Regions from separate parts of the Homo sapiens genome. Here all the other regions are linked to region 2. Evidence: chromatin contacts called from ENCODE Hi-C or POLR2A ChIA-PET data. All regions are on one chromosome and are shown on one strand. Each heading gives the region's core, a stretch centred on a gene start or an enhancer-like site at or near the end of the contact. The rest is flanking DNA. Distances are from core to core; before and after follow the strand shown.

Region 1 (2,700 bases), core at 31-2,530, 5.4 Mb after region 2:
TTTCTCGCGGATGGCGGCGTCGGCGGGCTCCCGGCTCTCCACCCCGATTGGGGGCACGAAGTCCACCGGGGGCAGGCCTCTGAACGGCGCCTTGTCACGCAGCTGGTCCTGGGCCACCTTCTTCTTCTCCAGTAGGATGTCTCTTTGGATCTCCTCGGGCAGCTTCTGCAGGGTCTCCTTGGCTTCCCTGAGAGCCCGCTCGTGGTTTTCGCGGATCCTGGCCAAGTTGTCCTCCAGGGCGGCCTCCGGGTCCCCGGGTGCCCCCTCCTCGCGGCGCCGGGCTCGCCCCTCGGCCGCGTCCTCGGCGCGCGCCCCGGGCCCGGGCTTGTGGTCGGCGGCCGGCTGCAAGGCGGGGCTGGAGTGGAACAGGACCCCGCTGAGCAGCTTGGAGGAGTCTGGCAGGAAGAAGATCGCCCCGAAGCAGAGCGTGATGAAGGCGCTGAATACCAGCAGCAGCACGAACTTCTCCGTCAGGCGGAGGGCGGCGGGGCCCGACCCCTTCCTGCCACCGCCGCCGCCGAGCCCCCCGCCCAGGACGCCGCCCGCGGGGCTGCTGAAGAGCGGCAACAGGCCCCCCACGGGCATCGCTCCCGCTGTCCAGTGGTCCGGCGCCGCGCCGCTCAGCAGCCAAACTTCGCCGCCGCTGGGAGTCCGCGGCTGCGGGGCTGGGTCCTGCGTAGCCAGGCCGCCCGACCCCCTCGGCTGGGCTGCGGATCCTCCCTGGGGGAACAACTCCGCGCCGGGTCTTCTCCCCGGGGCGGCTCCTCGGGCACACAGGCACGCGCGACAGACCGCTGGCTGCAGCCCCTGCGGGGAGAGAAACAGTAAAACGTAGTAATTACGGCGATGATAAAGTTTCCAGCGGGTCTCCGCCCTCCGACTCCTGGCGAGCCTCCAGGACCGCTCCCCTTAAGCAGAGTCCTGTCCAGTCCGGGCACCGCCCTCGCAGCCCACTCTCTGGACTTGGGGTGAAGTTATCAGGTCCCGTGGGTAGGGGAGGGGTGTCCCGCGCAGGAAGGGGTCAGGGCAGCGCGCGAGCACCTCGGGGAGGGGCAGCGCACCTCTGGGCAGGAGGGGCGCAGCGTGGGCGGGAGACTCGTCAACTTCGCCCGCTCCCCATCTCCGCGCTGAGACTGCTGCCTCTTTCCTAGGCTGGGCTGAGCGCGCTGTCCCACGGTCCCGCAGCCCCGGCGCGGCTCAGGTGGGCGAGCGCGCCGACCTGCGGGCGAATGGCAGCGAGTAGAGCAGCACGGTACACTCCGCCGCGGCCCCGCGAGCACTAATCTCACTGCCGGTCTTGGGGCGGTGGAAAGCGAGGGAGGCGACGCGGCCGGAGAGTGACGGCGCGGCCGGGCCAATCACGCGCCGCCCAGGGTCCCGCGGGGGCGGGGCCGAGGCGAGGAGGGGGATGCGCGGGGCGGGGAGTTTACGGGAAGCGCAGCCTCGGCGGGGCCCGGCCGGCGGCGGGGAGGTCGCGGGGCCGGGAGGCGCGAGGTAGGCGGGAGCCGCGGTGAGGAGGACGGTCGAACCCGTGGCTGAGGCCCAGCGCCGAGAAGCGGCAGGCAGAGTTCGGGGTCGGGGAGTTTATCCTGCGCTGGCCTCGGCAGGGGTCCCCGGGGTGGTTGATCCTCGACTGGCCCGGGAGGCGCCTGGGTCCGCGCGGGACCTCTCTGCCTCCTCCTCCGACCCGTGCGGGGCGGTCGGGGGCGCTCCCGAGGGGGTCCCGGGAAAGGCGGGGTCTGGCAGGGGGTCCTGGGCGCTGGGTCGTTCAGAAGCACGGCTTTACTCCAGTTACCCTCTTTTTATCCAAGGCCGGGGTTCCCCGGGTGCCTGGTAGCAGTGAAACCCCAAGTCCCTCGGTTAGGGGAGCCGTGACCCTGGGAGCTTTTGAGCTCTCTGGTATAACATCCTTTTACATCCTAAGAGACACAGTTCTGTGCTTGCTTAGGACTTTTTTCGTATGCGCCCTTTCTTCCCCCAAAAAACAAAAAACCGAAAAAACTTGTATGTCTCTCCCGCCCACCCGTACTTTCACTATTCATTTACCTCATAGAAGTTGGTCAAATTTTCCATTCGAAGACGAGTTTTATGCTGCGGTAGCTTCAAGCAATAAGTCGAACACTGTGTTGAAATTAAGTCTTGGATCCGACTACTTCCAGCGAAGTGAGGAGTTGGTCCAATAGAAATTATTTTCCAAAATGTGTTGTAATTCTCCTGTTGCTCCACAAATAAGGGGTTATCAGAGAGGAAAACGTTGACTGACTTCGCATTTCTGAAAGCTGGTTTGTAGTCGCCTTATTTCATCCTTACCCTTCTCTGGAAATGTGACATTAGTTCTGTTTGTGCTTAAGACAAAGGAAACAGCTGGCACCTTTCGGGAAGGTGGCTCCAGTACAGTTGTTTCCAGGTGTTAAGCTGTATGAGAAAGTAGAAAAGTAATCAGAAATCCTTACTAGTTTTCATTTAATCATTTAATTATTAATTTTAACCATCATTATTTGTCGTCTACTTGTTTTGTGTAAAATGAGTAATACACTCAAAGTTCTTGTTAATAGGAAATTATTGTTTGATAAAGCTGGCTTTATGGCTTGGTTATTTTGATACCTGCTATGAAATTCTATGTCCAGAAGAGTGCAGCATATCCAAGCAGGGTAATAAGTTCAGAAGGACTGAAAAAGAAAACAAAGATGATTTTTCTTT
Region 2 (2,700 bases), core at 86-2,585:
TACTTCTGCACTTCTCCCACTTCTCAAAGTTTTCCCATACCAGGATTCCCCACCACCTAGGAACAGCCTTTGCAAGATACCAATGCTCTCTAAATCCCCAAAGCAGGGTCTATTTCCTGATCGAACAAAGAGCAACAAAGAAGTGGGTGGTAACCACCTCTCTGAGGCAAGCCAGGACCCATGGAGTCTGATCTACAACACAAGCAGTAGCAGTTCCACATCTCCCTACCACCTCTTATTTCCTACGAAGTCTTTCTGCCTGAAACTGGAAAACCCGAACTATTATTGAGGAAGTGAAGCCCTTCCATTTGAATCCTGAGAAAGACGCGCTCAAAGAACCCAGCGAACAAAGGAGAGGGTTGGAGCCCACGCAAAACATGGGTGTGATAAAGCCACACGCGACCTGAGCCCCCACCCTCAGTAACTACTCTCCAGCGCCCACCGGGAGGAGGGGTCCGGGGAAAGGGTAAGCCGAGGAAGGAGAAGACGCTCCGGCCAGACCGAACGCAGGGTAGGGGAGGCGAGCAGGCGAGGAGGAGGGAAGGGGACGGGAGGGGCGGAGCTCTCGCGGCCGCGGGGCTTTGTGTAGAGTCAAGGCCGGGATAGAAATTTTGCCTCGCGGGGGACGGGTCGAGGGGGTAGGAGGCCGACGCGGGGCACCCCAAACCTGCGTTGCCACGAATGGTGGGCGGGAGAAGGGAGAGAATGGGCCGCCCCCTTCGCCGCCGCCACCACCAAGGCGGGGTAGGCCGGCGCCGTCCCCAGCGGCGGCCACCTTCGAGGCTGCGGACTGCACGGCCGAAGGGGGAGAGGCAGGAGACAAGACGGGCGGGCCCCCTGATTCCCGCCCGCAGGAACCGCGGGGGCTGCGCCAGGAAGAGGGTCTCGTTCTAACTGTGCCGGGCCGGGAACGGGTTAAGATGCGGCCAAATGTCGGTCCCTCCTCCTTCCCACCCCTCAGCCCCGGCGCCCACTCGCGACGGCAGCCGCGGAACCCAGCGCCCGGCCCCGCGCGCCCACCCCGACACCGGCCCGGCCGCTCACCGTCGTAGTAGTAGCAGACTTTTTTTTTGCCGCCTCCTTGACTGTACGCCATGGGCTCCCCGGCCACCGCCGCCACCGGGCTCCTCCTCCTGCTGCTGCTGCTGCTGCTGCTGCCGCCGCGGCTCGGCCGGGAGAGAAAAGGGCTGAGGGAAACGTGGGGGCGATAGTCCCGCGGGGAAGGGCAGGCCGGTGGGAGGAGAGGAGGGGGCGCCGGGAAGGCTCGGTACCACCCGGCAGAGGTGCCGAAAGCTCGGAATCGGAGGTGGCAGCGGCACCAACTCGCGAGGAGGGGGCCACCAAACCACCTCAGGAGGCCGCAGGGAGGTGAGCGCATCCACTGCGGCCTCCACGGGGGAGGAAGGGGCACGGCTGGAGAAGGAGGCCGTTTCGGGCTCGAGGTTAGAGGCCCTGTTAGGGTGAACAACCTGCGCAAGGCGGCGCCATACACAGTGTTAAAATGAGGAAGAAGACAAGCTTTCGCTGCGCAAGTAGATCCAGGGAGCGTGCAGCCGGGTGGACGTTCTCCCCCTCAGGTCTGCGCGCAGTGGTTGCGCCTGTCCCCGAGCCTGCGCAGTCGGCGCCTCGTAGCCTTGGCGGTCTGGACCCCTCCTCGGCGTCCCACGCTGCTCCCCTCCCCCACTGTCGCGAAGCTCCCGCCCAAGCCGACCACGTGCCGCGAGCCCGGCGGGGAGAGCCCACTCCCGCGCCCCTTCCGGGCCCACTACCCCGCCGGGCTGTGGCCCATCGCCCCAGTGCCTGGTAGCCTAGTTTTCTCGTTTGTCGTTTGTTCACTTATTTATTATTATTATTATTATTTTGACTCGTAATGGGTATGAGGTGTAAGGGGGCCTATTACGGATGTTAAGGGGAGAGGGCACCGCTCGGGTTTTAATAAGCATCTGTGGAGCTCATTTATAAGGTACAGTTCTAAGCACTTGCATTTATAATATATTCCATTGATAATCTATTTATAATATTTAATCTCATTTAAGACTCTCAACAACTCTAGGAGGTAAGTGGCAATTGTACTCCTTCTTTATAGGTGGAGGCAGATTAAGGAACTTGTTCTTACTGCTAACTGATAAGTCTGGAGGTTTGAACTCATTCTGCAAACTCCACGCACCCTAGCTGTTCCACTCTGCAGCAATGCTGCTGGCTAGACACTGGAAGATTGGAGCAGAAAGACTTTCGAAACTCTTGGAGGTTATGAATACAAGTGTTCCTCTGTTAAATAAATCCACATTTATCAAGTACCTACCTTAAGCCAGCCACCTTGCAGGTGAGGGCTGGAGGCTAACAGCCTGTTTTATAGCACCCAATCCCAGTTATATAAAATTGCTATCCCTACCCCCCAAATACACCCCTATTAAAAAAAAAAAAAGGCTGTATTGATGCTGGAATTTAAGAGCCACTACCAAAAATACCCCTTTTAATTTGCTGTTTGACTTCAAAATCCCGAAAGTGTTCATGCTTAAAGCAGCAATTTTCCCCAACCTCACCCCCAAGAGATTTAGAAAAAGTTAAGTCCAGGGTGGCCCCTGCCCTCCCTCCGCCCCCTCCTCTGTATTTTTAACAAGACCCCAGGTGACTGATGAAGTTGCTAGAGAAATTACGGTGAGTGAAACACTGGCCTAGAGGTAAAGTTAATTGACCTTC
Region 3 (2,700 bases), core at 177-2,676, 6.9 Mb before region 2:
GTAGTCCCAACTACTAAGGAGGCTGAGGCAGGAGAATCGCTTGAACCCGAGAGTGAAGGTTGCAGTGAGCAGAGATCATGCCATTGCACACCAGCCTGGGGGCCAGAGCAGGCCTCATTCTCAAAAACAAAAAAACAAAACAAAACAAAAGAAAAAACAGGGAAGAAGATTAAGTGGCAAGTGAGGTAGGTGAAACCAATGGGGTATCCTATAACTCAAGTAAGTTGAGGAATGAGACCAGACCTTTGGATTTACATTGCAGAGGTCATCTGTGACTTTGACTAGAAGTTTTGTTAGAATGTTGCAGGGTGACATCTTGTTTGGTGTATGAGTCAGAGTTCTCCACAGACAGACCTAATGAGAGAGGGATGGATGGATGGATGGATGGATGGATGGACGAATGGATGGATAGTTGGTTGGGAGGGAAAGGGGAATTGGCTCACGTGTAAATTGCGTTGGTCTTGAAAAGATGTTTCCTTAAACTGCGAGTCTGACGTATTTGCACATTTTTCTGGAAACAACGCCTATATCTCTTGGAGATGTTCAAAGAGGGCGGGCTCGGTGGCTTACACCTGTAATCCCAGCACTTTAAGAGGCTGAGGCTGGAAGATCGCTTCTCTTGAGTCCCAGCCTGGGCAATATGGCGAAACCCCATCTCTACAAACAAAACAAAACAAAACAAAAATTAGCAGGCCGTGGTGGCACACACCTGGAGTCCCAGGTACTGGGGAGGCTGAGGTGGGGAGAACAGCTTGAGCCTGGGTAGCAGAGGTTGCAGTGAGCCGAGATCGCACCATTGCACTCCGGGCAACAGAGTGAGACCCTGTCAAAAAAAAAAATGTTCAAAGGGGTTAGTGGTCCCAGAGAAAGGATCACTTCATTAATAATTAAGATGATTAGCCGGTCATGGTGGCTCACGCCTGTAGTCCCAGCTACTTAGGAGACTGAGGAACGACAATCGCTTGAACCCGGGAGGCGGAGGTCGCAGTGAGCTGAGATTACGCCGCTGCACTCCAGCCTGGGCAAGAGTGAGACTCGGTTTCAAAAAAAAAAAAAAAAGAAAAAAGAATTAAGATGGCCGGGCGCGGTGGCTCACGCCTGTAATCCCAGCACTTTGGGAGGCCGAGGAGAGCGGATCACGAGGGCGGGAGATCGAGACCATCCTGGCTAAAACGGTGAAACCCTGTCTCTGCTAAAAACACAAAAAAATTAGCCGGGCGTGGTGGTGGGCGCCTGTAGTCCCAGCTACTCAGGAGGCTGAGGCAGGAGAATGGCGTGAACCCGGGAGAATGGTGTGCCCCGAGCCTACTTCCCGCGCAGTCCTCCAAGACGCGGCCTCCAGCAGGGGTCGCTGCTTCGCTGCCGCCCTGGCCTCGCGCCCCGCCCGACCCGCTCTCACTGCGCCGGCGCCGGCGGAAGGGGCGGGGCGCAGATAGGGGTAGCCTGGAGGCCTGCAGTCCGCGCGGCCGCGGGGAGGGACGAGAGGGCCTGACGTACAGGTGAGTGCGCCTCTGCTGGCGCGCCGCGCCGGGCCCCCTGCCCGCGCCCCCTGTCACTTCGCCTCTCCGCCCCGCCCACGCTCCCGCCGGGTCTCCCCGTGAGTGTCCCGTGTCCTGCCAGCCTCGGGACGCCCCGCGAGCTCAGGGCTGCGCAGGGACTGTGGTAATTGAGCGCGGCGAAGCCTTCCGTTCCTGCCTCCTGTCGCTCCTGCTGGCTCCGAATGCAGACTGCGAACCCGGGGACGCAGTTGTCCATTTCCTTTGACCTTGGGGACCCAGGAAGGTGCACTGCCCGCGGGGGTGGGGAGGGAGCGAGAGGAATCCGACCCTGTCTCAGCCCACAGCCTCCGAGGTCTCCAAGTAAAGGGAAGGATCTTTAGCTGCATTAGACTTCAAAGCGTTTAGACCAGTTTCTCCATCTTACGGAGCGGTGAACGGGCTCAGGAATGTGGAGCGTTTCCTGGCGTCAAGCAGGTCAAAGTCAGCGCTGCTTTTTTTACAGACACTGCTTTTCTTACAGTCTTCGGTTAGTTCAGATTGTATACCTCTCCTGAAGATGTCACCCAAAACCTCCTATGGGATTCTGCCGTGATCATCTCTCCACTCATCCCACACCAACGCCAAAGAGATCTTTTAAAATGAACTTCCATCAGGTCACTTCCCAGGGTCCATCATTGCGTGTTCTTTTCCTGATTCATTCGAATGCACCCGTCCTCCTGATCAATTTTTATTCCACAGGGTGTTGTTTTGTTTTGTTTTGTTTTGTTTTTTTGAGACGGAGTCTTGCTCTGTCGCCCAGGCTGGAGTGCAATGGCGGGATCTCGGCTCACTGCAAGCTCCGCCTCCCAGGTTCACGCCATTCTCCTGCCTCAGCCTCCCCAGCAGCTGGGACTACAGGCGCACACCGCCACACCCGGCTATTTTTTTTTTTTTTGAGACGCAGTCTCGCTCTGTCGCCCAGGCTGGAGTGCAGTGGCGCGATCTCTGCTCACTGCAAGCTCCGCCTCCCGGGTTCACGCCATTCTCCCGCCTCAGCCTCCCGAGTAGCTGGGACTACAGGCGCCTGCCACCACGCCCGGCTAATTTTTTGTATTTTTAGTAGAGACGGGGTTTCACCGTGTTAGCCAGGATGGTCTCGATTTCCTGACTTCCTGATCCGCACGCCTAAGCCTCCGACAGTGCTGGGATTACAGGCGTGAGC

What was found. Hi-C counts contacts between places; a loop is a spot of excess contacts on that map. ChIA-PET counts read pairs that join two places held with the same protein, here RNA polymerase II (POLR2A). Pooled maps may share reads with other maps.
Region 1: a map of CD4-positive, alpha-beta T cell shows a loop between it and region 2 (19-fold over the local background). The contact joins the promoter of MAN1A1 here to the promoter of HDAC2 in region 2. A Hi-C loop is called at or near these places in 1 of 168 maps with a recorded cell type or tissue (CD4-positive, alpha-beta T cell) and 5 of 50 pooled maps. POLR2A ChIA-PET finds 5 or more read pairs at or near these places in 2 of 52 experiments (OCI-LY7 and activated T-cell).
Region 3: a loop to region 2 is called in a map of CD8-positive, alpha-beta T cell, with 27 times the contacts of the local background. The contact joins the promoter of MTRES1 here to the promoter of HDAC2 in region 2. A Hi-C loop is called at or near these places in 1 of 168 maps with a recorded cell type or tissue (CD8-positive, alpha-beta T cell) and 5 of 50 pooled maps. POLR2A ChIA-PET finds 5 or more read pairs at or near these places in 2 of 52 experiments (GM12878 and OCI-LY7).

What each region holds. Positions count from the first base shown.
Region 1 is chr6:119,348,481-119,351,180 of GRCh38, forward strand. MAN1A1 (mannosidase alpha class 1A member 1) reads right to left here and starts at 1,281. Exons shown (of 13, transcript NM_005907.4): 1 at 1,062-1,281; 2 at 1-807. The coding sequence starts at 585. RefSeq lists an enhancer at 1-101 and silencers at 312-431, 492-691, 1,202-1,841.
Region 2 is chr6:113,969,813-113,972,512 of GRCh38, forward strand. HDAC2 (histone deacetylase 2) reads right to left here and starts at 1,336. Exons shown (of 14, transcript NM_001527.4): 1 at 1,045-1,336. The coding sequence starts at 1,096. It overlaps HDAC2-AS2 (HDAC2 and HS3ST5 antisense RNA 2), which reads left to right. Exons shown (of 10, transcript NR_125845.1): 1 at 1-466. RefSeq lists silencers at 477-796, 1,007-1,306, 1,248-1,691, 1,667-1,846 and an enhancer at 853-1,831.
Region 3 is chr6:107,026,773-107,029,472 of GRCh38, forward strand. It overlaps MTRES1 (mitochondrial transcription rescue factor 1), which reads left to right and starts at 1,427. Exons shown (of 4, transcript NM_016487.5): 1 at 1,427-1,499. RefSeq lists a silencer at 1,246-1,715 and enhancers at 1,826-1,935, 2,046-2,145.